Regions from separate parts of the Mus musculus genome. Here region 1 is linked to region 2. Evidence: chromatin loops called from intact Hi-C (ENCODE). Cell type or tissue: gastrocnemius. All regions are shown on one strand. Each heading gives the region's core, and the rest is flanking DNA. Links, peaks and the distances in the headings are about the cores only. Region 1 holds the start of Barhl2 (BarH like homeobox 2). Region 2 overlaps Zfp644 (zinc finger protein 644).

Region 1 (15,802 bases), core at 3,806-11,805, 190 kb before region 2:
GGAGTCTTAGCAAGTCCATTTACAACTAAATCATTAAGTCTTTGCATTCAGCAGTAAAGCTGGCCTGTCCGAAAGAGACCTGCCATGAGAATCTCATATTTGGACACTGCCACACACGGCTTGCCTTCTCCGAAGTAGTGTGGTAATCACAGCCTCCCAAGCCGGTTCCTAACACCCAGCCAACAGTGTTTAGAACAGTTTGCCTTCCATGAGGGCACTCTAGTTTTGTGGCTTAGGAGTGCACCACCAGCGGTATTATAAATTCCAACTGCTCTCTAGAAAACATGTCTCCTCTTTCCCTTTCCCGTAGACACGGCCTAATAGAGGCCTTTGAGTGTCTCTTCCTCCAGCCTTCACGGGCTTTGGGGAAATCCTGATCTCCAATGGTGCCCAAACCCACAATCGTGGATAATTCACACTCCCAAAATCATTGGGTGTCAGTTCCTAATTTCCATTAACCTTTCTATCCCTCTAACCCAGCTAGGAAGAGAAAGAAGGGAGCCAGAAAGTTGAAGAAACTGACTCCAGGAACTGAAGAAAGGTTACCATGCAGTCCTGATCTCTTAGGAAGAGTGAGCAGGAGGTGGGTCCTGATGCACAGCGCTGCAAAGCTTATTTTATTTTCTTCATGGGAGATGGAGACCGGCTTTTTATTTCTTCCACAACTCACAGCACTGCTCTGGAGGTCATCCCGAGAACTGTTCCTGAAATATATCTGGATTTTTGACCCAGGTCTGTCTATAGGTGCCTTTCCCAGACAATCATCCTGAAACTCATCTGCCACCTCTGTCACCACCAGCACAGGAGCTTACAAGGCCGCCAGACTGCCCTGAGGCCAGGCAAGCACAGAGACCCGAGCGCCTAGCTACCGGGACTTGAAGGCACCAGCGCCTGGTGCATTCTGCGCCGCGGGCCGGCCGGGAGTGGCACAGGGCCTTGCCCTCCCAAGGGCAGCACCGAGGGCCAAGGCCAGGTTCTGCCTCGCGCTCGGTACGCGGTTTTCCTTTCAGGGCCTCCTATACGATCAGACGGTCGCAAAAAGTCGTGAGCACGCGTGGAGGGAGAAGCGCTGCAGATCATGAACCCCGCGTGGCTCGACCTCCTCCGCAGAGCTTGTCTTCCAGCTGCGGAGACCTCGCGCGACTGAAGCAGAAGAGCCGCCGGGCAGGTTCCAAGGGAGACCCCCGCAGCGGCCGGGGCTCGGGGGCCTTCCGTTAAGAACTTATTAAGTGGGGGGCGGTTAAGAGTTGATCTGTCGCAGAGCGCTACTTACCCCCATATTTTTGAATTACTTGTATTGATCTGAGACTGTGTTCTTTGGAATGTGACCCTGTCGGACTTCGAGTTAATCAGGAAGCGCTGCCGGGGAGGGCTCCTTGTAATCACGGGACCTCCCCACCCGTGGGCACACTCCCCCACCCCACCCCACCCTTCTTAGTAGCCTGGGCCTTGCCTGGAACCGCCTGCCCTTGTCTTTGCTCCACAGCACGACCTGGGAGCTGTCTGTGGTGCTAGGAAAGAGAACCTTGGAGATCGCCAGAAGAAGGGCCAAGCAAGGAGAAGTAAAGAGGAAGAAACAGAATGGCAGCGCGCCCAGAAAAGCTCACAATGACAGAGGCCTTCACATCCCAGCTAGGAGAAAGCAAGGCAAAGGTCTCCTCTGAGTTTTCCCATCCCCCGTTAAGATAGTGGGGTTGATTTTCCAAAGCAAAAGGCCAGCCAGTGACATCTCCCTGAAAAAGACAGCCCTGGAGCCCACCCACTCACCATCACCCAGTCTGGGAGTCCACACTGACTCTCATTCAGATAGAGGAAGCAAGTTGTCTTCTACAGGCGATATGGAGGGGTGCTAGGCACTAGGCCCCAACTCAAAAAAAAAAAAAAGATTCAAGTGGTAAAGAGGACTGGGGTCCCCAGAAAGTTCATCCAGGGTCAGCCCTGGAGATGGTTCCACTTGCCCATGTGCCCACAACTGTCAGTGGTCAGCTGCCAGGACACAGGGTGGGCCAGCTTTCCCCAAAAAGGGTTCAAAGCTGCCCAGAAAAAGGCGGTTTTATCTCCTCCTGACCTGTCTGTGGGTGGTGAAAAGTCAGGGCTTGTTTTTCAAACTTGCTGACTTCAAATTCTGCCTGGACTTTTCTTCCAGTGTATTCTTTGCCACCTCATGGTTTAAAAAGCACTTAAGTTTCCCTAGCCCTGGGGAGGGCTTTTCCCAATGTTTTTAGAAAGTTAAAAATATAACAAAACCAAACTACACCCAAGCCACCTTGTTTAAGGGGTGGGAGTTGAGCAAATTCTCCTGAAAGGTTGCCTAGGCAGAGGCAGAGTGTAGGTGGGAGGAAGGGAGAGACTTTAAGGGTAAGCTGGGTTTTGCAGCAACACAGGAAATTGGCTGTCTAATCGGCACTGTGTGGGTTTTCCTTGGGGGGGGGGATAAATTGATACAGGGTGGTAAATATATTTTCTGGGGCTGGCGCCAAGCAGCAAGGGTTACATTGCAATTTATTGAAAATAGCTTGGTTGGACTGCAACTGACTGGCTGCTGGCCAGAAAGTTTAACTTCTTCCTTAACAAGTAAATTACTGATTATTTATAGTGTGTTTTCCAGATTCCCCTGGCTCATCCCCAGGCCAGCAAGCCTTGAGGATGGACCTTTTGAGGTTTTTAAGCATCCCTCTGAAACAAGTCCATTTTCCTGTGCTCTGGTGGGAAGCAAAGAATGTCGTCAGAGTTTCTGTTTGTCTAGACTTCCAGTCCAGAGACCAGTCACAGTTTGCCCTTCAGACAGGGGAAAGACAAGGAATGTAGCTAGCTCCCCGGCACAGCCACTTGGGGAAGTCCTTAACCAGCTAAATCTCCTGTGGAAAGACACATTTGCTTGCCCCTCTCCACACCCCAAATATAACTGGGCCAGCACAAAAGCATGAAAGAACCCCCTTGTAAAGGAATGAACTCATTTTGTTCTTGATTTTTAAGCAGTAGTTTCTGGACTTGGGATTTTAGGGCACCTGTGAAGGTCTCCTTTGCAGCAGTGTTGGAGAGAAAGGAACTTGGTACCCAACTTTCTTCCCAAAACAGCTCCTCTTGCAACACCAATCTAACAATCTGTGTTAAACAGCAAGTAGCCAAAACCAAAACAAATGGAGAAAAGAAGGGTGGACATTTTCAACCACATGGTTTAGGAGATGCAAGAAAACATGTTTATCAGAAAAGGTGAACCTGCAGAAATTTTGATGTATGCAAAACAGCTACCACAAGCCTGGAAAGAACTACCCCTGCACTGACCACCCACGGAGTCCAAGTTCAAGCCAGAGAGGGAAATAGCCGTGGGCTGACTCCCCAGTAGGGGGCTGGTGGGCCACTGGCCAAGGTCTTGCCTAGGTTAGTAAGTTTGCTCCTACATTTTCCTACCAGACACTGGATAATTCTTTTATGTGGCTTTCCACAAACAACACCTGTGCTTTCTTTGGCCCTGAGCTTTCCAGACCCAGGTACAGTGTGAACAGAAGATTCCTCACACCTTAGAAAATAATTTTTATAGACCTAGGCAAATCATCGTAAACTACTGAAACTTGACTTAAAAGAAAATCCAATAAATGCTAAGACTTCCGAATGGGGGTGCCTGTTGAGTACTCAGGCTTTGAACCTTTTCCACACTGAACAGGGTGCCGTATTCCTAACTCAGCAAGTAAGTAAGTAAGTAAATAAATAAATAAACAAAATGTAGATGGGCTATCCCAGACTCTTGTTAGAATCATAAAAAGTCCAAGACCATTTTGATTCAACTGAGGAGCTGGGGTGAAATCTGCAAGCCACTCCCTAATTAGCCTTGGTCTGATGCAGGCGCCTGAGGCCATTTCCTCCTCGCTTTCTCTCTCTCTCTCTCTCTCTCTCTCTCTCTCTCTCTCTCTCTCTCTCTCTCTCTCTCTCTCTCTCTCCCCTCCCGTTTTCCTTCCCACCCCTCTTCAGTTTACATTTCCACACCACTACATTTAAAAAAAAAACATTTTTTTAAATGTTTCAAGCAGCAAACGAAGTCGGAGACGGGGTCTAGATATGTAATAACTGCTTTCTCTGGACTCTGTCAGAGCACTGAGGCTGGAGAGTGCTCACATAGGATCAGGTTTTCCCCTACTGCTGAGGAAGGGACCTGACACTAAACAGGAACCTGAATAGCTCTGTAGCTGTGTTCCTCCGGTCCATCTCTCAGCCCTACAGTTTTTCTTAAAACAATCCTTAATGCTAGATTTAATAAATAGCAGCCTCGCCCTGGGCACCTGCAGCCCAAAATCAAGCCATGGCTCTGGTACACACACACACACACACACACACACACACACACACACACACACAGCCTTGCGGGCTTCCTCTACAAGCTGGGCAGGGTCTTTCGTTTTGGGCGCCAGCACTTCCAGAAGCACTGATAAAAGGCTTGGCAAGCTTGTCTCAACTAGAGTTTGACGTTGTGCTCCCGCTTCGCGGATCCAAGCACAACTCATTAGGGCGAGCGACTAGGTGAGGGGCTGGGGAGGCTAGAAGGTCGCAGTTGGGAACTAAGAAGGCAAGGATCAAAGCGGCGACAAGGGTTTGTTAGCAGGGCACTCGGCGTCCCCCGGGGATTCCTAATTGCTCGGCCCACAGCCTCCCGCTCGCAGGCTGTCCGGCAGTGAGGGCGCCCAGCCGCAGGCGGCTGAACAGCTGCAAGGCCGGCCTAGTGTCCGCCTGCCGCCCAGCTCCTGCTGGCTTCGCTGGCCAGGGCTTGGGGACACACTCAGCCCCAGGAAGAGCTCTAGAAGGGGAGGGGCACACAGAAGAATACATACACACCGCAAAACCTACACAACTAAGCGGGAGCAGCAGGGAAAGTCAGGTGCCTACTTAGCACAACAGTCCACAAACAAGTGTTTATCCTTTAAACCATCCTTTTAAAAAGACACCTACGTAGTCTACGTGGTTCAGAAGAGGCGGGCACCTGGAATGGAGCGGTCTGATTACAAGCCAGACAGACCTAGGTCTGAACAGATTTTGTACACTACTACTGAAGTGATAGTTTATGTGCCCAGGTCACGCATTTCATAATCGGTGCGTGTTTCTTTTTTATTATTTTTTTAAGTAAAATCAGCTCCCTGGGATTTCATTGCTTGTTAAAAAAAGATAAACTTTATTTTTGTAATTTTCAATCACAAAAAATCTATACTTTTGTCTAAGCATTTATTTTACTGAATCAAAAAGACATGAAAAGAAAAGTCATGTTATTACTGACGTATATAAGTGACTCTTTTTTGGACAACATATAATAAATATGATATATCACTCATCGCTCAGTCTTTCAAATGTACATTTTTTTCATATTATGTAGCATGCCACTTTTCCAAAAGAAAAAAAAAAAGCTCATGAAAAATCAGTGCAAAGTTCTCCATCACCCTCCTCTGCTCTGAGGCAGACTGGATGTCCAGGGTACCACCTTCTGCCTGGGGGTGAACTTCAGGCTTCTGTCCAGTAACAATTCTCTCTGCCCGAAGGCTCCTCTCCATCCAGTCTCTCCCCTCTTTGCCCTCCCCCCTCCCTCCCTGCTGCATGTCCCTAAAGTCATTTTGTTTAAAAGAAAAAAAAAAGAAAGAAAGAAAGAACTCGAGGGTTCGTTTTGTGTGTGTGTGTGTGTGTGTGTGTGTGTGTGTGTGTGTGTGTGTGTGTGTGTGTGTATGTGTGGGTGGATGGGTGTTTTCACTTACTGGTTGCACTTTTCAGTATTTTCTCCAGTCACACTCGGGGAGCTTTGCAGCCCTGCCTCTGAGTGGGCAGATGGAGATCTGAGAGCTGGCTGGTCCTTGGGGACCCCAGCCCACCGGTGAGCTCCCCCTTTTACTCCTCTGCCTCTATTCCAGTTGGTTTGGTGCGGGAAGAGGCGGGGCAGCCGTCCGGGGTGAGGTGGGAACCTGGAGGGCTGTGGCACTGTCCCTCCTGTCCCTCCTTCCTCACCGGGGATGCGGGGTGCCTGGGATGGGGTTGGACAAAGGGTTGAGGGCCGGCTGTCCCCCAGGCCCCAGGCCGTGGATGAGCACGCGGGGTACCAGCGGCCGCTGCAGCTGCGGATGAGGTGCTGGAGGAGTTCGGTACATGCTGCTGTACATGGCCGCGGCCGCCGCCGCCGCCGTGGTGCTGTCCATGCTCCCCAGCAGGCTTGGGTGATAGAAATAAGGCGACGGAAACATCCTCTGCAGCGCGGAGTAGTTCCCGGCCTCGGCTAGCAGCTCCAGGCCCACTGCAGTCTGCCGCTTCCACTTGGTTCTGAAAGAAATCGGGTGGGCGCGGGTGGCGGCTGCGGAGGATGGTCCCGGGACCGCGCCCGCCGCTCCCCGCTCTCCCCTATCCTCCCTACTTCAGGAAGGCCTGGGGAACCTCAAATACACCTCTCCTGCCCCCACCCCCACTCTGCTTCACCCACGCGCTCTCAGGACGGCCCAGGCCCAAAATCAGTTCTTCAAACTACGTCTTCTACGTGGGGACACTCGCAGATGGAGTCGTACAAGCTTCACTGCCTTCTCTGGCCCTCTGCCCTACAGTCTGCCCCACGATTTAACTATATCCTGCAACTTTCCCGGAGGCCAAATGAAATCCCATCTTTTCACCAGCCTTCTTCCCTTGGTCCCCCAATTCTCCTCCAATCTTCTCTGACCAGAAATCTCAGAAAGGTTGGATCTCGGCCCCTCCCCCCATCACACCCAAGGAAACCAAAACCAGAAACAAAGGGCGGCTGACACTCCGGGTTTGCACTCTCCATGGCTGCCGGGACAGTTCCTCCCTAAGTCTGACCAGGCATTACAGGCTTAGGGAAGAAGGGCGACGAGGTTCAAACTGGAATTCGTTTGAGAGTGAGCTCTCCCTAGGGAGCGGTACCTCCGACCATTCTAGGTGGAAGGAAATGGGTCTCAAGATATTCTCTCCTTAAAAGAGAAAGTAGTGCTTAAACCCTGTGATCCATTTTTTTTGGGGGGAGGGGGTCTCCTCTCTTCCCACTGCACCAAGCTGGGAGAGAGGACTTTACTCGAATGCCCTAGGAAGGCAAGCCTGGTGGAGCATCCATACCCAGCAGCTCTAGCCAAATTAATAAACATGTCGCCGGTTTTAAATTGGCTACAGATGACACTAATGTTCTCCGACAGAATTAGGGTGGCTGAAACCGTATGTAATGAGACAGAAAATTATGGTAAGATGACAACTGGACGGGCATTTCCAACCCCACTTATGAACGATTAGGACACAAACGACAGAGGGGGCAGAGAATTGAGCCTAGAGAGTTTAGCACCAGGTGTGGAAACAGGACATAACCTCAACTCCTACTGCCCAAGTCTGTCCCTAGCCACCAGGGTGAGGCCAGACACTTTCTTAATGTCTTTTTTTAATCAGTCACATGGGACAGGGTTTGTGTCCCCTCCCCACCCTTCCTCTTTATGAGACTGCAGAAACAGCCAGGACATGGGGACAGACAATTCCCTCCCCTTCCCCCACGCACACTGTTGAGTAGATGCTCAAGCAGCTGCCTGATTCTCCAGCCCATGGCCTCCAGTCCAGCTCTAATCCAGATGGGTTTCCCTGATCTTCCATGTTATGGCAACCAAGGCTTGGACTTTGGCTTTCCCAACTGCCTAACATTTAAGCCAAGGCTGGTGGGACAGCTCTGTGAAGATCTCAATAGCTAGGCCATGTTGCTTGACACAGATATTTGGAGCCAGCTTGTGGCAGTTCTAAGGGTACTCTGCGCACACAGATTCCTCCTGGGTGTCAGTTACACAGATATTTCAACCTGAGTGCGGCTTGACTTGAGGACAAAATGAGGGAAACTGTGGTGCCTCGAGTTTCTGGGGGGCAGGGAGAGAGAACCAAATGTTAAGACATTTAGAGCACAAAAGTGTTCAAACTCCCGGTGTCCTCAGTCACTCCCATTTGGATGTGTGCCTAACCTCTGCCCCAAGAATACCCACTACAGACCCTGTGACTCTCTGTCCCGCATCTCCAGGAGAGAAGATGGTACCGGCCTGGCCTGCAGGGACCCAGTGGCTCTCCTCACCTTCGGTTCTGGTACCAGGTCTTGACTTGGGTGTCAGTGAGGTTGAGTGCGGCCGCCAGGTCCATTCGGTCCTGGACACTTAGGTACTTCTGCCGCTCAAAGCTACGCTCCAGCTGGTTGAGCTGGTGGTCTGAGAAAGCTGTCCTGGCCTTTCGAGGTTTCTTGGCTCTCACGGGGGGACTCTCTCGGCTACTTGTAATCTCCCGGTCTCCTTCCTCCTTTGTTCCTAGGGTAGAAACAGTGACAGGGTTCTGTAAATCAGCCTGAACCGAGGAAGAGAGGAGTGTCCACCTGGCACACACCTCCACACCCCCACACCCTTTCCTGGGCCTTGGAGAGCAGAGAGGCCTGAGAGAGTTTAAGTGTCTGTGGTCTCCTGTTTCTAGTTCTCTTTGGTCTGAGAGGAGGTTATGTTATGCTCCTCTTTGTTGTTTTCAAAGGGATGTTCTTTGTAAGGCACTCTCCAAAGTCTTTCTACTCTGTTTTCAAGACAGGCAGACTTCAGGACGTTGCTCTAATATTTTTCCTGCTAGCTGGAACTTAGATGCCTTTGTTTCTTTTCAGATGCATTTGGAAAATGTTAAGACTCAAACCTTCTGCAGACCTCCTCTGTATCGGGTCCCTTCCAAGCTTCAGAGAGAATGTGTCACTGAACTGAGCTCAAAAAACACTTGAGCCCATCCAGGTGACAGCACAGAAATTTCCGGATTCTATTTGTCAAGTTTGGTTTTTTGCTGAAATGCTAGGAAATCGATATGTCAATCCCTCTCCGTTTGTACCGGTTTGTGCAGTACTCCTTGATCTTCCCTGCAGGAAGAACAATAATCTCTCTAATTGACCCACTGGGGAGGTTGGTGAACGAGAAATCGCCAGACCAGACTGTACATCTGTTTGGGGCACTATTATGCTAATGCTATAAACAGTAAAATGAAGAGCCCATGTCCTAGAAGGTAGGAACCTTCTAGATTGCAATCCTTACCAGAGAAAAATTAAGCATTAATAATAATAATAATAATAATAATAATACCACTAAAGATGGGGGAAATCTCCCTGGTGTTTTAAAATCTTTTGCAATGCAAAGACAAGAACAGTTACTTATGAAATTGAAATTGCCCAAGACGAAAATAGGGTATTAAAAGATAAATTTCCATTGTTGTCTTGATTTTACAAAAACAAATTCCATAAAATTTAGTTTTCACAAATATTTGTTATTGGAAAGGGCCAGAAGAGGGGTATCGGTGAGAAGGGTGTTCTTAAAAAACAGGCTATGATTTGTTTTCTGTATTAATCATCAATTAGTAAAAATGAATTGCTCCTGTAATAATGTTGGAAATTTTTCTAACATTAAATCAGACAATTCCTGTGACGGCATTTAGAAAACATGGAGGGGGCATTTGGAAAATACTGGGGTGGTATTGCATTCAAAAATAAACATCAAGTTGTGATCACAGACCTAGACAACCACAACTGGCTACCAGCTTCTCTCCACCCCTTCCCACTCCCATTCCCAAGGTCTCAGCTAAAAGAAGAAAAAAAAAAAATCCCAAGTAAGCCTCTGTTTTCAACGAAAAGTGTCTCCCATCCTATCTCTTCAGTTACCACCTTCCTCCAGCACATTTAAAATTAAGTAAAACAAAGAACGGAGCCGGATGGCCGCAAAGGTTGTGGGGCAGAAATGTAACCAACAGAACTTAAGGTGCGTCGCTAAATCGCACGCCTAGGCCCCTCTCCTTCGGCGGTCACTCAAGTGACCCGGGCAGCTCCGGCGCAACTCACCGTGGCATTTGATGTCGCTCTGGGGGTCTTCTCTCTTGTCCAGCTTGGTTTTGCCGTCCTCCTGCTCAAGCTTTGGCCTGAAGCTCTCGTGTGCCGCGTTGCTCTCCTGCTTCGGGGTGTGATGAGGAGAAGAAACGCTGGTGCTGTAGGGTGCACAAGCCGCCAGGGGTTTGCTGTCTCCCAAGATGTCCTTAATTAAAAAGGAAGAGGTGGAAGTCCTGGGGGCCGCGGCGGCCGAGCCCAGCTGCTGGGCTGCTGACTGCGGCTGCGGCGGCGGTTGCTGTTGGGGCGAAGGCTGCAAACTTTGCGCGGGGACCGCGGATGGTGGCGGCGGCTGTTGGCTGTGGTGGAGGTGATGGTGATGCTGGGGTCCGTCTGTCACAAGATGCGGCTCCGGGGGTTCCAGGGTGACCGAGATCGGTGAAGAGGGCGCCGTTCCCACGGTATCAATCTCCGAACAGGGTGACGGGGTGGCCTGGCTCCTAAAATCCGTTGTCCTCGCTTCACCGAGCGATCGGAAATCCCCGTTCATCATGCCGGGGCTCCCGGAACCGGCACCGGACAAAATAGTGTCTATTCCAAAACTCGACCCGCTGGCCCCTTCCATTGCTGTCATTTCTACATGAGGTCCACGCTACTCCGCGGATCAGCCGCCGCCGGGACCAAGCAAGGGAAACTACCGATCGTAAAACAAAATAGACACTAAAAAGCGTTGACACTGCTTTAAAAAAAAAAAAAAGTGGGGAGGGAATGAAGGATAATGGGAGGTGACAATTGGTGGGCACTTTCGACTCAACTTTTCCCCCTTATACAAAAAGTAAAGAGAAAAAAATTTGAGGGGAAAGCCCCCAAATGCCACAAGCGGGAAGGTGTGCTCCGCTCCGCTGGACCACCGCGCACGTGGGCGGTGGCAGCGGAGAGCAGCACCGAGACTAAGATGCTGGCCGCTGGAGCAACCCCGCCGCCGCCACCTGCACCGCCACCGCCGCCGCCTGGGTCTGCCCACTGCCCGATCCCGGGCGGCGGCGGCGGCGGCCGGAGCAGGTGCAGCGACCGCTAAGGCCGGGCGGTCCCGGAGGTGACCGCCGTGCGTGACCCGGCAGTCCCGGAGCCGAGTTTCTGAACTTTGTTGGAAAGTTGCGGAGCGAACGCGGCCGCCGCCGCCCCGGGAGGAGGAGAAGCAGCGAAGGAGCAAGCGCGGGCGCAGGAGACCGCGGACAGGCGGCGCCCGGCGACTCCCGCCGCTGCCCCGCGCGTTGGCTTGTCATCCGCGGGCTCGCGGGCGGCGCCGACCCCCTCCCGTGACGTCACGGCCCCCGCCGCCGCTCCCCGCCCGCGCCCCCGCCGCCCGGGCCCCGCGCCCCATTGGCCGCTGCGCGCCAGCCAGCGACGCCGGCGTGCCGGGAGCCAATGGGCGCGCTCCTGGCCAGCCCGTCAGCAGCGCGCCTCGAACCCCGCTGCTCTTTTGAGAACCGAACCTCGGTGCGCCCGCAGCCCTGAGCCCAACGCCTACTCCAGGGGTCCAAGTGGTACCCACTGTAACGAGTACCCGGCCAGGGAGATGGGGAGAGACCAGAAGGGCACTGGAGAAGGGAGCCCCCGGGCGGGAAGCGGGGAAGCAGTACGGATCGTTAGATGTGCCCGTGCTAAGTCAGATTGGAGGGTGAGTGGAGAGGCCGCGAAGGGCAAAAGGATCCTGCGGCTCCCGGTGGCCTGCAGCGCAGCCCCGCTCGCACGGTTCCCAAGCACGCTTGAGCAGAGCGGAAACACGAGGAGCAGGGGATAGAGGTGCTGAGGGACCCCACGGGGAAGTGTGTGACACCAGAGCCAGAGCTCCGCGTGGGCCTGCAACGTCTGAGCTCTACTCTCCCCACAGGAGCCGGTGCGCTCCAGCTCGGTCCAACCGGGTAGCAGATCCAGGAGAGGCACTGAGCTGGGGGGCTACATCTTTGACCCCCCTGTCGGGAAGGATCGGGCCTTTGGCTCCAAATCCCGCTTTGTCTCCAGTCAGAGCCTGTGCTGGAAGAAATGCCGGGCCAAGCACTTTCTCCCGAACCGGGAAAAACCCCGGGCGAGGCGTTCTCCAGCGGCGCGGGCAGCTGTGGTTCCCTGCGGCATCAGGCTGCTGTGGGGCCGCGGGAACTGGGTGGCTGGTCCGCAGCCTGAGCTCCCGCAGCTCCTCCCTCCAATGCTTCCATCCCCTCCCCACTGTGGCAGGCCTTGGTTTTGGAAAGGAAACAGTCACCGCCGATCCATTTGGGACCTGGAACGCGACTGTGACGCCGCCTTGTCGGAGGGTATCAACTTGCATTCTTTCTTCAGGACGTCTCCAACCTGTCTCTTGTTGAATGTCAGAGTAATGGGAAGCGCCAGTGACAAGCCGGCGTATTACTCCTGATTAAGTGCCGTGTCAACCTAATTAGCAGAGTAATTATAAGGTGCTAATGAATGATTCAAAGTTCTTTGAGTTACATTTTACTCCAAATTACCATTTTTAAGAACCTTATGAATCTGCGTGGTTGGCATCGTTTCCGTGACCGTATAGAATGATGTCAGTAAAGGACAGGGTTTAGTGGCGATTATGGACGTCGCCTTGCTTTTCTTTTCTTTTCTTTTCTTTTCTTTTCTTTTCTTTTCTTTTCTTTTCTTTTCTTTTCTTGTCTGGTTGAGGACCCTCTTGAGAGGTATCCCGGAGGCATATGACCTCCTGAGATCTTCCTTCCTCCGGGGTGAGTCCCAGATCTGGAAGATGGTGGTGATTCATCCTAAGGACATCTAGATCTTTGGTCCGGGTTGGGGTGGGGGTGTCTCCCGCGTTATTTCAAGAGTGTGTTGAGCTGTTTCCTACCGTCATGGTGTCACTTATCGTCCCCCTGTCTCTGAAAAGGTACTGAGGCTACCAAGACCATCTAGATAGCACTCTCCTTTCTTAGGCGAGCAGACATTTATTTATCACGGAACTACGGTTGGTGAGCCGAAGCCAAGACGTGCTGCAGGCAGACGCTGGTGGCCTGAGGGATCCAGGAAACCCTCTATAGCCACGTGGCTCGCCCCCGCGGGTGGCGACGGGCCTGTCTAGGCTGCCGCCTCAGAGTCTTTAGACAGTAGTAGTCTTTGGCGCCAGAACTGGGTGCTAGCCCTGCAGACCCTCCCAGGTTAGGCCTTGGTCTTCCCTTCAGAGCTTGCGACCACGGGCTGGGGTCTGATTTTACTGAGGCAACTGATCTCAGACTCCCAAGCCCCGGATAGACATTGTTGGCACCCTGAGCCCCTGGCACAGATGACCCCTGCGGAAAGGGCGGAAGGGTGCCTGGAGTGCGGCAAACGCTACTCTTCCTTCCTGGTCCGTTATCGATTAGAGTTTCCATCACCCCCAAAACAATCCAAATGAAGCGCTCCTCGAGCTGGGGGCCCCAATTCACAGCCAGCTTTCGAAAGCGAGGAAGGGGAAGAAACATTTAAAATCCAGTACTGACGGCCCTGCACAAATCAATTATTCTCGACCTTGATAAATAATTCATTTAAGCCTGTTTTTGTTTTGTTCCAACGCCCACAACGACTCAAGAGCTCAAAGGCTGACGGCACAGCTTGTGCGGGGCAGGTCGGCAGGGTGTTTTTCTTGGAATAATTCGCAACATTGGCAGGGAGGCGATGGGGATATGACCTAAGAAAAGATGGAATGTGAAGAGAAAGGAAAAGAGGGCCTCTGTGTGTGTGTGTGTGTGTGTGTGTGTGTGTGTGTGTGTGTGTGTACGCGCGCGCTCAGGGGATGGGGATCCATGAAACTCCAAAGCAAACTCAGTAGGCCCCCAACCCTGTGAATGTTTCCGATTATATTTTTAAAGAAAAGTCAATACCAAATTTTCTAGGGTTGGAGAGGTTAGCTCTTAGTCTTCAGAAGCAATTGTGGTGAAGAGAATATGAGCCACTGATTGGGATCCCAGGGAATGCGAGGAATGTCCTCAAAAATCAAAGGGGACAATCTTAATGACAAATCCCCCAGAGCTATGGTTAACTTTTCTCGGTTCTTCCCTACCCCAGATACATATCTGTTTTGTTATCATTTTCCTATAGGGTATATGCAATGTATACCTAAAAAGTCATTTTCTGGCATACAAAAAAAGCACTCGCTTTTCATCTTTAAAAATGAATCAAAATTCATCGGGGGGGGGGCGTGGTGATGCATGCCTTTATCCCTAGTACTCTGGAGGCAGAGGCAAACCTCTAAGCTCTAGGCCAGCCTGATCTACACAGTGAGTTCCAGGACAGCCAGGGCTACAGAGAGACCGTCTGGTGGGGAAACAGGTTTATTTCTCTTGTTTTCAAGCAAATAGATATGGTGCATTGGCTGAATTTTAAGTACATCATATGCTAAACTAACATAAATCTACAAAGAATCTTCCAACTCCAGACCCTCATTGTCTTTCTTCCTTTGCTTTCTTTGAAAGAAAATTCTTAAATTGGGAGAGGGTTTTTGTTGTTGTTGTTGTTGCTGTTGCTGCTGCTGCTGCTCAGAAAGCAGTTTATTTGCTAACTGTGAATCACAGCGAACCAATTTCATTCCTGATAGTGCAAGACACATCAATACCAACGAACAGAAAAGATCTCTACCCTTCTGACCCCAAAGAAAGATCCAAACACAAAACATGAGTTTTGTGTGCAGGACATCTTCCACCACCCACCTTTACTGTCTAACTTTGAGATTATTTTAAACTGGAACATCAGATTTTTTTAATGGATTTTAATTTTGATGAAATTTGCCAACAAATTATGATGAACTTGAAACTGTTGTTTCCTGTCCTGTGAGCCTTTAAAGAATCTCTATGACAGGGCCAGCTGACAGAAATGGGATGCAAAGGCGCCTCTCTCCACTGGGCGGCGCCAAGAACCCCAAACCCATGTACCTTGCTATTGTTTCTTTCTATAAAAGATGCAAGATACACAAATAGGCTCTCCATGATCAAGGCTGATTCAGAAACGTGGTATGACCTTGCAATCTCATGCTTGGGCTCTCCTGGAAGGTTCCTTTCTCTTTTTACAGCTATTTATACATTCCCAACTTCTTTAGATACTGGTGTATATCTACTTAGAAAAATGATCTATTAAAGAGAGGGAGAGGGAGAGAGAGAGAGAAAGATGAAAATAAGGAAACAGAGTCTGTTCTTCAGTCTGGTCCTTAGACTGAAACCGAGAGAGTGGCAATTGGGAGCAACGAGACAAAGAGAAAAAAAGCAACAAAATTATTCTGACAGAAAAGAGTTAAAACAGTAACCAAAACTGTAACCCATGAGCCTGAAAGTTTTGAGAGATAATTCTGGCATCCTAAAATTTGCAGAAGTTATCACTTTACCAAAATATTAAAGCTGGTAAGTTGGGAAAGAAACTTATGCATGTACTGGGGAAATAGTTTTGTGGTCAAGGGGCACTTAGAAGGAACACTGACTGGTAGAGGTGAGACTGAAGGAGAGAGTTGGGCCTATTCTGCCAGCTTCTAGTGTTCCTGGTAAAGCATTTAGCCCCCAACCCCCACTACCACCACTGTGGGCCAATATTTTCAGCCGTGGGCAGTAGCCACCATCCATTCATTTTACTCTTTCCCCTCATTCATCCTATCCACGTATTGGTTAATCATTATTACTGAATGTGCATTCCTCGACAGGTGCTTTTGTGTTCTGGGAATTGTCGCAATGAGCTTGGTACCACTGTAGTCTCACCCAGGAAGTCTCACCCAGGGCAAAGGCGTTTGGTTCAGCAGTCCCTGGGATGTATCCCAAGTAGTGGGATACAGAAAGATTTATATGATAGCTAAAGCTAAGGTGGTGCAAAACCACCCACAAATCGACCAAGACTGGGCTACAGTCAGTGGGGTATACGGTGACTCAAGAGATCTCTCCTGAATGCAGACAGAGGAGGTGCAACTACATACAACCTCATACCTGCAGCTCAGAAAGTGTGACA
Region 2 (15,802 bases), core at 3,937-11,936:
GTTTAAGAGAACTTGAATTTGATTAATTCAAAGTACCACTTAAGATTCTTTAAAAACTGTTTAGATAGCACTACTAAAATCCTTCTATAATCATAGAATCACAGAATCTTCCTCTTAACTGAATTTAAACATGTTCTTTAAAAAATGCATACTTTTTTTAAAGCTGCAAATAGGGGGTTTAAAATCTACATAAAGCGTACTTCAGCTTCTAGAAACATAATGAGTTCTGCAGCTATAGCTGCCTCTAGTCATACACGGTGAGCACTGCACAGCACAGAGGTCAGGTCTGTCTTCAAGATGACAGATCATCACTTACACGCCTCAAGCTAGTCTTATTGTCTCAGAAATCTCAAACATCAGTATTTTTGCAAACTATCAGCACTTGCTATAACACCCTCACTACACTGCATCTTGAGGTTACTACAGAAGAAATGAGGTGATAATTGCATATTAACATAATTATTCTGTAATCCCTCTGAGCAAGCTTCCTAGGTCACTCAGTAATTCAGATTAGATACAACCTTCTTGTCATCAAATCTATGCTGTCCACTTTCTGTTCATGAATAATTCTTTTTTGATAAAAATTATCTTAATTTCATTCTTTTATGTACATTATTAATTGTATTTATTGCAAGTAGGTTAACATTTTATGAGTACTTATTACATAATGCCAACCTTTGTTATATAGTATAATTTCACAAAAAAAGTAGTATAATTTTGCCCTCATTTTAAGTTAGTTCATTAGTAACTGTATTACATAGCTATAAATAAATTATAATGTTGCCCACTAGCTGAATTCTAGTCGGGTTTTCACAAACCCTATGTTCATTTACATTATCCTTAAAACAGATGACAACTTCAACTAGTAAGGTATAAGACTCGGTCAAAGAGAGAAAACCATTCACAAACTGTCAACTGCATAATAAATCCCAATAAACTACATTTAAATCACTTTAGCATTTAAGCCTAACATACAAACCTAATTCTCACCCAGATTCTACTAGAAGACAAAGTATATTACATAATCCTATCAACTGGGTAGTATCTTAATGTGGATGGGGTGTCACACTGACTGGAAATACTATAAAAAATAAACAACTTACAAAAATAGAGGCTAATACTAACCACCATGCCATATAATATAGCAAAGAAGCAGGCTAGTCTGCTTAGCTTCACAACCCACAGGGTTAATAATCTATAAACTACTGAAAGCCTGTCACAGAAAGCAGAACATGTAGTCAATATGTTCAGATTATAATGGCAGAATTTCACCTTAAGATTAAGAAAAGCCAGGAAGAGGAACCCTTGATACAAAAGATGGCTGTCCTATCTAATGACCAACTCAAATGGCTCAGCAGGTAGCTATTTGCCAGAAACACTGAAGAACAGAACTAGAGGTTGAAGGTCAAATAAGATGATCTGTAACTAAGGTCCTTTCTAATATGTACGATCATGTTAATTTAATTGCATCACTAACCAGCAACACTATTTAAAACTAAGAGGAGAATTTAACTACAGGACCTTAAACACTCTAATTTGAAGACTACTGGAAACAATCTTTTAATGACAACTGGAACACACTCCTGATGACCCTCAGGCAATGAAAACACCGTGCTAAGTGAGGAACACAGCAGAACCATAAAGCTGTCTGCCTCTGACCATGACTTTAAGAAGCCTAAGGCCAAATGGCGAACACATGTAGGTAACTACAAAACCGTCAAGGTGTGAAACATAAACAAATATTGTACACAGGCAACTTAGAGTCTTGCTTTCATTCAAAATAGCTCAAAGTGAGATTTCAAGGTGTGTCTCTATCTCTGTGCTGTTCACAGCACACATGTGCAGGTCACAGAACTCCCAGGAGTCTTATCTGTCCTTCCACCATTCGGGCCTGGGGACAGAAGTCAGGTCTGTTAGCTGGTAGCAAGTGCCTTTACTCACTGAGCCACCGCACCAACTCCTTCCCTACACAGTTATCTTACTACTTCCTGGTCTGAGATTCAGAAATTAGAAATTCAACAGTACTAAATATTCTAGGAAATGCTCATCTGGTTTGCAAATCTGACCAAGAACTCATGGTTAAGGGAGATCCTAACTACTGTCATTTTGCTAGGTGGACATAGTACCAAACTGTCCTCTAAGTACCCACAGTAAGAGCAGATCTCAGAGCCACCCAGAGAAGCTCCTGTGTGCAGTGGACGAGCTAAGCATGCACACTCAGCCAGACAGAACACCTGCACCCCCACCAGTCCTTCCGAGAGTCAGGGAGAGAGGAAGAGTCTAGGAGCTAGGGATCAGGAAACACCATCAGAGTCAAGCACTGGATTCTGGTCAGGACGGCTGTGCTCATCAACTCTAGGCAGCTGGCTATGTGAGCACGGCCAGTCCAAGAGGAGCCAGGCAGCACTGAGCTGAGCAGCTCCTGACAGATGACGGCTTCTGTGAGGACAGTCAAGTTTTCTTTAAGCAGGTGGCCTCTGGCTCTGGTAAGTTGATACTGTAAATAGATGGCCTCACACTCTTGAATTTATGGACAGCACAAAACAAACTCACTAAGGGTAGATCTAGGAGTTGGGAGGAGGTCACTATGATCAAAATACATTACATAAATGTATGAAATCAAATAACTAATAAAAATATTTTGTAAATTTAAAAATCGTAAGGTTTTGTAGAAATGTTCCCCTTTCAACTCATCTTCAATTCATGTAAAATTTCAAAAAGCCCCTAAATAGCAAAACTAGTATTAAAAAAGACAAGGCAAGTCATGCTAATTTCAAGTTGCTACGAAGCTACAGTAGTTGAGTGGCAGTGGCCGAGGCAGTGGCCGAGGCAGGGAAACAGTCTGATGGGATCTATTTCAGAGTCCAGAAATCAACCAATCCATCAGCCATCCGTGGCAAACTAATTTTCACCAAGGTATTAAAAAAAAAAAAACTGAACATGAAAAGAACTGTCTTTTGAGCCAGATCAGATATTAAAACCAAACTGATCAACACCCTGAATACCTGGCACTCAGAGAAGAGGCAGGAGGATCGCTGTGAGTCTAAGCCCAGCCTGGTCTACACAGTGAGTTTCAGGCCATGGGTATTGAGTGAGCCCATGTCTCTAAAACCAAAAACCAAAAAATAAGCAAACAAAACAAAACAAAAAAGCAATCTGAATGTAAGAGTCCAATTTGCAAAATTCTTAGAAGATGTCATGGAATATGGATTCTTCAGCATCAAAAGCACAGGTGGGGGTAAAAACTTATATGGACTTTATCAAAATAAAGGACGACCTATGTAGGGCATAGTGGTGCTCACCTTTAATCCCAACACTTAGGAGGCAGAGGCAGATAGAGCTGAGTTCAAGTCTAGCCTAGACTATAGAGCGAATTCCAGGACAGCTACACAGAGAAACCCTGTCTGAATGAATGAATAAAAGAAAGGCCTGTTTATCAAAGGGCATTATTTAAATGTATTAGATAAATGTTAAATAACCAAGATATATAAACAGGTCAACAAGGAGGATAACCAGTAGACTTGATCAAATTGTCTGTTTAAAGAAGATCTACAAATAGCCAACAAGCCAACGAATATATGTTTCATTTTATGGTCATTGAGGAAATAAAAATCAAAGCCTCAAGAAGATAAATTCTTCATACCCATAAGATCCTTAGCTTTAGCGGACAATACACTAGAAACAACCAGAATAGAGACAAATGTGAATCAGAGACTCTCACACACAGATGATGAGAAAGTGAAGTGCCTGTGTGCAGAAAAAAAGTTAGGTGATTCTGAAAGGGCTAAATGGAAGCATGTGACCTACCTGGTCAACATCTAGATAGTTAATAATATTAGATAATCTCAGCAAAAATGAGGAGCTTGTGCTCAGAGAGATTTGTTTTCCAGTACTTACAGTAAACCTGGAGCCAGTGCTCATCGGTGCCATATCCTCAGTCCTCGTTTTTACTGTGAGGAGTACTCACAAAGTTGCCTGCCAAGTCCAGGCAGGCCTTTAACTTTCAATCCAAACTTCAGTTTCAAAAGTAGCTAAGAGCAGTAAGCCTGACTCACAGGGAAAACTTACATTAAAATATATGTACAGCTTGTATTTACAAAACCCAAAAGATGCAACAGAATGCTATTCAACCACAAGTAAGTAGCTAATCCTAAAAGGTCATCAGAGACAGAAGTAACACACCAAGTGAAGATGGAAACAGGAGAAATGGAAATGGTTATATAATAGGCTATGTATTTTATGGAGTGACCAAATGACTCACCTATGCAAGCTGATGGTTGCCTCAGAATGCAAATACACCATACATCAAAGAACCATACTCTAAAAATTGTTAATTGTATGTCATGTGAACTATTTCAATTTTTAAAGAGAACAATCATAAAATGTGGTACATTCTGTCAATATCTAATGATGTAGGAGAAATTTTTGCTTCCTAGATCTGTCCAAAACCACCCAAACTCCAAGTCACATAATGGCTTCTTTGTAATATTAAATTAACAATGTGTCCCATAGTGCATGGTCTTTCTAGTTGGAACAAGGGAAAAACTTTTTCAGTTGTGTTTTGCCAGGCCTTTCTGGCTGGGAAGCACGCAACAGCAATAGCAAAAGCCAGGTCAAAGGACCAGTAGCATCCTAGTACAAACAATGCCAGCAATAGTAGGAGTGATGGGCAGAGAGCTCAGGGGCATGTGTCAGACCACAGCACTGGGAGGCAGGCAGGAACAGACAGTGAAGCTGTGAGGAGAGCTGTCTGGGGATGGGTGGGTCAGAGAGGGCAGGGCTCTGCTCTCCCTAGTGCCCTGTGAGGCTTCAGCTGCACTTCAAGGCGGCACTCAAGGGAGCAAGCACCTCAGTTCTGGCCTTCCTCGTCTATGGTGCCAAAGAGACCTCTGTTCATTATAAACGAACCAATCTAGAGTATTCTGTTAAAGCAGCACAAAACTAGATAAAGATAAATGAGTAAAAGAGGGGAGAGAATACAAGTGGTGTTCAAGTATTCTAGATCTCTGCATTTCTCTAAAAAGATTAAAATGACATAATTAAATTAAAATTTTATAGGCAAGAATGCAATTGTAATCCTCAAGGGTAAGTCTCAAAAGTGTGCTCTGAGAAGCACTGGGGATCCCCAAGGCTCTGCACAGGAGTCCTCAAAATTAAAGCAATTTTCATACTAACACCTTCCTTGCCTGTTTTGCTCTCCTTCTCTCCTAAGTGTATAATGAAATTTTCCAGAGGCAATATGACTTGGGATAGCCCAACATATTAAAAAAAAAAAAAAAAAAAAAGATAGAAAAGAAAAAAAAGATAGGTAGACAAATATAAGAAAGGTCTTCAATTAAGACATTTAAAAAAGTTTCTTAAATGTAAAGTAATGCTAGTTTCACTAAATTTCTACTAGAAATTGTATTTTATAAAACTGCATTACTTATGCAAACATGTTTTGAAATATTGATATAGTATTTATATAGCTTCTTAAGTATTTATATAGCTTCTGCTCACATTCAAATACAATAGCTATCCTTCTCAAATACCTAGGGACACCCTGGACTGCCCGCCACACTGGGTGGACAAGGTAAGGGCAGCTATGCCACCAAGCATCTGTGAGGCAAATCCCTCCTGATACCTGGCCTGCGCCTAGATAACTGCACTGAGGTGGAGACACTGATAGAACCATTGAGACAAATCAGAGTTTTATAAAAGGTCAACAAATAATTTGAGACTCATTCACTTAAACAGAGGTAACATTCATAAAAATTGAAAAACTTAAGACCATATCATGAAGATACGATTCTACTTCACAGTAATAAATAAATTCAATTTTATAAATCCTAAAATATAACAAACATTGATGGAAGTGTAAACAACAAAGAGAGCTTGTACTTCTTGTATATAAAGACTTACGTGTCACATAAATCAAGGCATGGTGGCACTGATACCAGAGTAAGCTGACCAAAGATAAATCACAGAAAGAGAAACAAGTCCGTGTGTGTGTGTGTGTGTGTGTGTGTGTGTGTGCGTGTGCGTGTGCGTGTGCGTGCGCGCACGTAATCACCTTATTTATGACAAAGTAATATATATCAACAGCAAGTCTTTTTAATACATATAAAATGCATAGTCATATGAAATAGTGACAGTTTGTAAAAATCGATTCTAGCCAAATAGTAAAGCTACTAGGATAGTTTCCCAACTGTACCGCCAATGGCATTGGCCTGATGCGTGCTCTGTGTACTGTAGATGCTTAGCATTTGGTAGACTGTATGCTCCTGGTAGCACCCCTAACCCAATGTATAGGATGCCACAGTACCCTATCCATTTGCTTGTGAAAGCATTGCCAAAGCAGAGATGTGGGATCAAAGAGAAGAGAACTGCCTGCCGCTGAGAACCACTGTTATACAACATACAAGAGACTATAGACAGTCACATCCTTAGAACAGGAAATAAACAGAACACAACAAACACTGCCTAGAAAGCAAAATGAAGACCTACTAGACTACACTAAAATGAAAGTCTCTGTTTCACAAGGCAACAAGACAGTGAAAGTCTGGCCTAAGTAGGCTTAAGGTATGTTTCTGAGCAGTTTCTATCTAGAAGTAAGCAAGCTCATAAAAGGGGTGGAGAATCCTAATGAGGAGAAGAGAGAAGATTAATTGTAACTAACACAAGCAAAGAGGCCTGGAGAAATGTCTCAGCAGTTAGGAGCATAGAGTGCTCTTGCCAAGTATCCGAACCTAGTTCCCAGCACCTACAACTGCTTACTAACTCCAGGAGATCAATCACCTCTTTTGGCCACCCTGGGTATTTGTACAGTACCCAGAGTACCCGGAGAATATATTTGTGTGTACACTAGTGTATATACTAGTGCTGAAGAGACAGAGTGCCCAGCACTGGTGAGGAGCTGGGGAGTCACTATAGACATCTGGTACTGAGAAACAGTTCTTGTGTTATATCCAATTCCAACGATCCAACAAACATATTACACTCTGAAGCATGTTCTACAGTGTAACTCAATCCAAAGGTTCTCTAGTAAAAAAAATCAAACCATTAAGAAGTAAATGTGGACCATGGCTACACCTGACAAAATTCAGACTTCCCAACATACTATTGAGACATAATACTATATAATTCTACTTACATGAAAGTTGTCAGGCAAGGCTACTCTGAAAGAAAGGCCTAGTGACTGGCAAGGTAAACATGGGGTGCCCCAGGCTGGTGGCATCTGTCCCATGACCTGTGGTCATGATGTGATTACTGTGTGGTATCCAATGAGCTGTGCCTTACACTTTGTGCACTGTATACACTGTGTGTGATTCTTTATTAGAGCTGTGCAAGTCTTTTGATGGGAGTAAAAGTGCGTCTGGAAACACAATTCACTTCTCACGCTTCAACTACACTCTGTACATGACAAAAATGCATAAAATATTTTAGAAATAATTGCTGGAGCCCTCAATATGATGTAGGAAGACTTAATTAAGAATATTTAATTCTATTTTCCAAATGTGTACCTTGATTACCTAAACATAACTGATTCTTAGCTTCATAAGAAAATATAGTGTTCACCTTGAAAAATACTGCTAATAAAGAAAACTTTGAAAGATCTTTCTAATACTAAAGTCATTTTCAACGTTTAGACTAAGAAAGACTTCAGGCCAGATGACAGACAGTATCTGAACTAACAGAGGTCTCCTGCAGAAGACTGCACACTTCTAAGCCTTGGCTTAGACTTTATATAGTTTTTGGCATTTTTATAAACCCTACTTTAGGGTATTAGTAATTATCTAATTAATAAATCAGAATCAAACACAACATCAAGTTTCTCATCTTAGTTTCTTCCCTGAATGTATCATGTGTAGCAGAGTACAGTTAACATAACAATCTAACTCATTTTTAAGCCATGTAGTGCCACCAAGTGGCAACAGTTATTTTTTTTTTTCTAAAAATACTTCAAGTAATTGAAAGTTAACTACAAAATGGAGGAGAGGAATCAATCTTATAATTCTAGTCAAAGTTGAGAAATCAAACTGTCTTTTATTTCTAAAGAAGCACATGGCACCATCTAAGAGTTATAAAGTTACAACTCTCCTGGAAGGCAAGTCCTACCTAATGTGTCAGCCCTGACCACTTGCTATGCTCTAACCCACATTTCTATAACCTGCTTTACAGACTAACGACACACAATAAAACAATGGGAAGCTTTCCCACCACCCTATTACTCTTGTTAAGTCTGGGGAAAGAATCAGGAGAACAGGGTAAAGTAACTTCTGGCATTAGCAACCTAGGACTGCTTCAACCAAGTCTTATATACTGGGTAGCTTAAAACAATCAATCAAAAAAAACAAAAAAAAAAAACAAAAAAAAAAACCCTAAAAGCAAATGTATTGTGTCACAGATCTCCTTGGCTCATAAACAACCATCCTTCCCCTCTGACTTCACATCCTGTAGCTCTGAGTCTTCATATCCAAACTTCCTCACTTCAAAACCCACCAGCCACAACTTATCAGATCTACTCTAATAATCTACTTTAATTTGATTACAACTGTAAAGGCCTCTCTCTCAATAAGGCCATACTCTGGGGTATAGGAGACTTGGAGTTTAATGTGTAGCCTTTAAAGAAAAACCACAATTCAATCCAAAACACTACACCTTCTGTATTTGACTTTTTTTATGTTTTCTTACTTAAAAGAACAAAAATTAATTTAAATCACAGAATGCTATTTTAAATTATTAAATTTTACTAACTTATTAATTGAATTGAAAATCTGTAGCATAAAAGTCATAGGAAATATCACAGCAGTGACTGCCACGAAGCTCACGTTCTGTTTACTTCTAGTACCCTTCATCATAAACTGCACAGCACTTTACTCATCACTCACTTTACTTGAGCCTTTCTGCTGTTCTTTAGCCATGCGCCGAGTATTCTGCCCTCAAGTTCTGCCTCCAAATACTTGTATGGATCACCCTTGTGCCTAGCTATCTCCAGCTTTTCCTAGAGCATCCTACATAAAGTGCAACAGCACTCTTAGTAACTACCGTCTCTGCTAACACACGGTGCTCCAACACTGGACATATCATGTCCTTGTACCTGATCACATGTTATTCTCCTGACTACAAAGCAAGTTTCTGGAGAACAGGGTTTTCTTCACAGATGGATAGATGCTCCAACGCTTTAGAAATATCAGACTATCCAGGCAATCAGCAAGCTGTCTCTACAAACTAAATAAGATATGGAAGCTATGTCTTTGTACTTCCTACATATTCAGGTAAGGAAGATATTTCAGATTTGAAAGGACGGTTTTCAATTGGTAATACAAGCTAAATATCAAACATTTGAAGTAGAGAATTGGAAACTTTTTAGGTTAGGATAGATGACAGAATACTTGCCAAATATGATGGATGGGATGTTATAAGTGTATATCATACCTTACAATTTACATACTTGTTATAATTATGTTCAATATATATCTAAGAGAAAATTCTGAGCCCTTTTTAACTGGACAAAAAGGAGGAAATGTAGCTGCTTATACTACAAATGCTAATTATGTTCCCCCAAAACACTGTACCTCCATGAAACTTCTGGGAAACCTGCCCCGTTGGTTCTGATTGGTAGATAAAGATGCTGACAGCCAATAGCTAGGGAGTACAGACAGAAGTGGGATTTCAGGATTCCCAGGCTTGGGACCAGGAGAGGAGAGAGGAGAAGATCAGGAGAATATCTGTCCGCCATGCCAGGAAAGTGTGGAAGAGAGGAAAGATGCCATGCTGAGAAGAGTGCAGGCCAGAGAGGAACAGCCACCATGTGAAGGATCTGGGAGAGCCCAACCCAGAGGGTGCCCAACTGGGTCCAGGGCAGCCAAAGTAGAACACAGAATTAGTAAATAATAACTTGGGATTAACAACATGGAGGTTAGGAAATGGTTCAGCTATTCTGCTGTCTATATGTCTTTCATTTGGGAACTTTTAAAGCATTGAAGCGGGTAGCAAACCTGCCACCAAGATTTATTATTTAACTATTACTATAACAACTAACTTTCATGTGTGTTTAATGGAAAAGAAAGGAATCCAAACAGCATCTCAGACTTTAAATGGAACCCACAAGTAGTCCTCTCTTTGAGAGACTGTCTCCTCAGGTGTCTGTCTGACTCCTTGGTGCCGAGATGGCAGGCAGCCCCACCAAGCTCAGCCCTTCTCCAACCATTTTCCACTTGGTAAGCACAACGGACCTTTGTCCTTCTTCACACTTTCCTCTCAGAGCATCATTCAAATCCTTAACCCAGCTGAATCAGCTGCACTAGGTCCTCTTCCCGGTGTCCCTTCCAGTCACAGGCCATGGACATGCACTTCACTTGGTCTAGAGTCCTCTTCTTTCCTCAGCTCAGCTCTCACTCACACAAAGCCTGTTACCCTTAACTCACAATGTCCCTCAAATCAGCTCAAGGCTGCTTACCACAGAAGCCTGTGCGCTCCTGAGCTCCTCTGTCATATGTTCAGGCCAACAGTTTCTTCCAGCTGTCTTTCAAACACCTGATTGACAGCTCCTGAATCCTCTCCTCTAACTTACCTGTAAGATCAAGAAAAAACTTCTCCATGGCTCACAAGGACAGAGCCACAGCCTCTGCTCCAGTCACTGCATTGTGAGCAGTCAGGTGACGTGGGACACACAGAACACGGTGAAGGTGACTATATAGGCCTGTAACCTGAGAGGGATTCATGTTTTCTTTATTCATGTCAGCTGGTTTAGTCAAATATGCTGAATGTTTCTGTCAAGTGTCTAGCTACCAGTGTGCTCAAAGATCACACTCATCTGACACAGTTATGCAACTCTGTGGAAATGTGGTGAACGTGCACACCTCCTATCAATCAGGCAGATACTAAGTACATACCCAAAGTCGGGACTTCACTCACAAGCTTCAAAATTCATACATAGGAAACTAATCCACTTTGAAAGCTACATATGTAATATAATTTTCAGCAGTATAAAATGAAGACAAAAGACTGTATTGAGGGAAAAAAAATTTACTTCAAGGCCCCAAACTAAAAATTCATTAACTGTCTTAATTTCTCTTTTGGTAAAATGTTCTCTAATGTATATCAATTTGAGCAATGAGTCTCTCATTTTAATATAACTTATGAGAAATGAGTAGACTGTAATAGAGGTTCTAATGGTAACCATTCTGATCTCCTAAGAAAGTCAGAACTCTGTAGTACTCATGTTCTATCCACAGCCTGATAAACAATGACTATCTCTACTTTAAACTGTCATTTTGATAAATACTGTAAGTCTTTATCTTTTCTTTCCAGTCATTGTCATTAGAATTAAAAAAGCTCTGAGTGAATGTGTAGGGGTAGGAATGTAACTCAGTGGCAGCCAGAGGACATGCTCGGCACCCTGCATCCAATCGCATCCAATCCCATAGCAACTCCTCCATTACCATAGATAGTACAAAATAAAGCTGTCCTAGAGCTCTCCTCAGAGGGATGGCTCTTCTCACTGTGAGAATGCCTCCCAGATATCGACAAGTAGACATATACTTTATTGAACATAATAAAACAGAAGTCACAAATCTAATCAGTGTGTTGCATTTGTCATCTCGTTCTAGGGGATTGGTTAAATATATATTCATTACAAAATAAAAGTTACCCTCTTTGGCAGACTTTCTTGAGTAAGCAGTGTCTGATAAACCACCCTGAATAGTCACTTCAGCACAGGCAACCATTCGGTTGCACAAGAGAACGTTCTGAATGTATCTATCCTTACAAATCAGTGCCCATCCCAAATCTACATGTTGAAACCCTAACCTCCAATACCTCAAAAAAACAGGATCCAGAAAAGGCTCTGAACGCCTGATGTTGAAAGAAACTGATAGGCAGGCCCTAATCCAGTCTGATGTATCTCTTTAGGGGCAGACTAGTACACATGAGAGGATACCAGAAATGTTCCAAAACACAAAGAAAGACAGCGACTATCTACAAGGGAAGGTGACAGGCCTGGGGAAAAGCTACACCTGCAAATACCACACTCTCAGATTACCTGTTTCTAGAAGGCAGGTGAGGGATCCCATGTGGAATGCTCTGTGGCAGCCCAGTTATACAAGCACACTAAAAAATGTTTTCAACCAAACTTTATACAAACATTCAACTGCAAAGTAACACATTAGTGATTCATCCCCTTGTTTTTCCTTGTTTCTCTGTGAAGTTCCTGGTTGTCTTAGAACTCCTTCTGTACACCAGGCTGGTCTCAAACTCAGAGATTCCCCTACCTCTGCCTCCTGGGTGCTGGGATTAAAGGCAGGTGACATCATGCTTCACCCAACACATTAGTGATCTCTACTCTCTGAAAATACCAAACTAAAGTCACCCACCTCTACCACACTAAATGTTGATATAAACAGAGCACAGCTAAACCATGAAAAGTGATGATCCTTGTTTACACAGTATGTCTACAAACCCAAGAGCAATGACATGGACCCCAGCTTAGACAGGGATCCATGTCAATTTCCTTAATTGCAAGAATAGCTTAACTTCTAAATATCTGATATAGAAATATGTGAATATCCACTTGACCCATGTTAAAGAAAACTTAGACCTAGACCCCTACTAAAGGTCCTTTCTGTGCCTGAAACAATTCTAGATCAGTATTAAAAATCCTAGATGTGACTGGGCAGTGATGGCACACGCCTTTAATCCCAGCATTTGGGAGGCAGAGGTGGTGGATTTCTGAGTTCGAGGCCAGCCTAGTCTACAGAGTGAGTTCGAGGACAGCCAAGGCTACACAAAGAAACCCTGCCTCGAAGAAAAACAAAAAAACAAAACAAAACAAAAAATCCTAGATGTGCTTCAGAAAATTAACTTCTGCAAAAGATAAGATTGTATAATAATGCTGGGTGTGGTGGAGCACACCTTTAATCCCAGCACTCGGGAGGCAGAGGCAGGCGGATTTCTGAGTTCGAGGCTAGCCTGGTCTACAAAGTGAGTTCCAGGACAGCCAGGGCTATACAGAGAAACCCTGTCTCAAAAAGACCAACAAAACAAAACAAAACAAAACAAAACACAAAACAAACAAACAAACAAAAACAACAACAAGATTGTATAATAATCTCCTGCCCTGAAATTATATTCTATGCCATTAAAGCCTTAGGCAGCCCACTCTAGCCTCAAACTCTTGTGCTGACATTACCATTATGTACCATGCTCTTACTCAGGGTTTGCATTGCTGTGAAGAGATACCATGACCAAGGCAACTCTTATAAAGACAACATTTAATTGAGGCTGGCTTACAATTTCAGAAGTTCAGTCCATTATCATCATGGTGTGAGCATGGCGGCATCCAGGCAGGCATAGTGCAGGAGGGGCTGAGAGGTCTACATCTTCATCTGAAGGCTGCTAGGAGAAATGTGACTTCCAGGCACTCTGATGAGGGTCTTAGAGCCCATGTCCACAGTGACACACCTACTCTAACAAGACCACACCTACTCCAAGGTCATACCTTCTAAAAGCGCCATTCTCTGGGCTGAGCATATACAAACCATCACAACCACCATTCCCAGCTCCATTTTTTATAATTAGATAGCCAGGATCTCTTAGGTCAGCTTCTGAAGTATGTTTGTACTTAAAACCTTTTAAGTACTGATATTCAGTCCTTCTCTAAATCACTCTTTTGTTTACTGAGACAGGGTCTCTTTGTATAGCCTTGGCTGTTCTAGAACTAGCTCTGTAGACCAGGCTGGTTGGCCTCCAACTCACAGAGATCTGCCTTGAGTGCTGAGATTAAATATATGCCACCACCTGGCCTAAATCATTCTCAATATAGTGTGCATATGCATGCAAGTGACTGAATGTAATCTACTGTAACAAGCAGCTATGACAGCTAAAATCCAGGTATCTTGTAACTGTCATGGGTTGTGATTAATGTGAAACATCTTATCACTTACATCCTGTCATACGTATTTCCCCAAACAGTAGAGTAAAATACAGTCTGTAGTACATCATGGATTTATTACTAAAGTCATCTGTAAGCCTTCACTTATTCAGGTAGAAAGAAACCAAGAACCGGGAATTAATTCCCAGCAAAGATAATTTAGCAGTAGATTAAAATCTTGACTGGGATTTACTGTTAAAATTTAAGGATAGTTTAACATAAAAACCTAATGTAACACATCACATCTCCTTAAAGAGTATATGGCAATGTTCAACATCCTTTTTCATGATCAACAAACTCTAAATCAGAAATGAACCAATAAAGAGACCACAGCTAATTCCATACTCAATGGTGACAATGATAAGCTTTCTCTCAAAGACTAGGGATAAAGCACACAGCCATTTGTTTGTCTCTTGTACTTTAGCTGGAGAGCAGAGGAGGAGTGGACCAGGGACAACAGGAAGGATGGGGAGGGCTGAAAGGAAAGGCAGTCAATGGGCAAAGTCACAAGGAAAATTATGTTTGCACACATGATACTATCGTACATGCAGAAAACTAAAACATATTCAAAACCCGTTAGAATAAAGAATTTAGCAAAGCTACTACACAAAAATCAATCACGAAGACAAGCTGTTTCTATTAGAAACTAACAAGGAGGGGCTGGAGAGATGACTCAGTGGTTAAGAGCACTGACTGCTCTTCTGAAGGTCCTGAGCTCAAATCCCAGCAACCACATGGTGGCTCACAACCATCTGTAATGAGATCTTATTACCTCTTCTGGTGTGTCTGAAGACAGCTACAGTGTACTTAATTTATAATAATAAATAAATCTAAAAAAAAAAAGAAACTAACAATGAACAAACTAAAAAGAAAATTAATTAAACAATTCTGCTTCCTATAAGTATTCCAGAGACAGAAATACTCAGGAATAAACCTAACCAAGACTGACAGCTTGCAGACTGAAAACTACAGAACAGTCCTAAAAGAAAGTAAAGACAAATGAAAACAGAGGTTCTAAGACTTATTGAGAAGCTGTATTACTTAGGGTTCTCTACAGAAACACAATTTATAAAGTGAGTATATACATGAATATATGTCTGAAGATATATATGAATATATATGAATAAAATTTATTACAGTAGCTCACAGGCTGTGATCCAGCCAGTCCAACAATGGCTGTCTATCAGCAGAAAGTCCAAGAATCCAGTGGTTCTTCAGTTCACAAAACTGGATGTCTCAGCTGGTCTTCAGTATGTCAAAATCCCAAAGAAGTGGGGTCCAATGCCAGTGAAGGAATGAACTTTTCAGAGAGTGAGGGCAAGCAGGCAGTGAGCAGGAACGTCCTTCTTCTGTGTCCCTTATATAGGCTGTCAGCAGAAGGTGTGGCCCAGGAATGAGGTGGATCTTCCCATATCAAAAATGGGGTCTTCCCATTTCAAATAATTTGATCAAGAACAATCCCTCACGGGTTTATCCTGGCTTAGTTAATTCCACATGTAGTAATTTGACAAAAATTAATCATCACAGAAGTCAACATTGTATAAAGAAACCTACAGATTCCATGCCATTCCCCTCATCAGAATCCTAATGACATTTATGTCAGAATATAAGAACCCATCCTGAAATTCACGTAAAAACCTCGATGGGCAGGGCTGGAGAGAAGGCTCAGTGACTGAGAACACTGCTGCTCTTCCAGAGGATCTGGAATCTCACAATTGTAACTCCAGTTCCAGGGAATCTGACACCTTCACAAAGACACACATGCACACAAAACACCAATGCACATAAAATAAAAATAAATTATAAATTGTTTGGACAGCAAACAACTGAAACAACATTAAAATGAGTAAGATCAAACATACAAAAACTAAAAATAGGGCTGAGGACCTG

Evidence for each region. A loop is a pair of places that touch in the nucleus more often than their neighbours do. Peaks named below come from ENCODE experiments on the same cell type or tissue, not always from the same donor. Only the 100,000 strongest peaks of a DNase experiment are listed, where the experiment ranks them.
Region 1: it touches region 2 in a loop (4-fold over the local background); 15 of 42 quality-filtered maps call a loop at or near these places.

What each region holds. Positions count from the first base shown.
Region 1 is chr5:106,447,382-106,463,183 of GRCm38, forward strand. It overlaps Barhl2 (BarH like homeobox 2), which reads right to left and starts at 10,785. Exons shown (of 3, transcript NM_001005477.1): 1 at 9,845-10,785; 2 at 8,069-8,294; 3 at 5,142-6,288. The coding sequence starts at 10,460. The coding sequence ends at 5,976. It overlaps Gm33151 (a long non-coding RNA gene), which reads left to right and starts at 11,211. Exons shown (of 2, transcript XR_389476.3): 1 at 11,211-11,507; 2 at 12,062-12,358. In gastrocnemius, for the core only: no CTCF peak of the experiment used is centred there; DNase peaks (open chromatin) are centred at 4,421, 4,622, 5,509, 5,963 and 10 more places; H3K4me3 peaks cover 2,616 bases.
Region 2 is chr5:106,641,747-106,657,548 of GRCm38, forward strand. All of the region lies in intron 5 of Zfp644 (zinc finger protein 644), which reads right to left. Among named protein-coding and RNA genes, the nearest start is that of Gm42145, 41 kb to the left of the region's middle. In gastrocnemius, for the core only: a CTCF peak has its summit at 7,901 (motif pointing left); no DNase peak of the experiment used is centred there.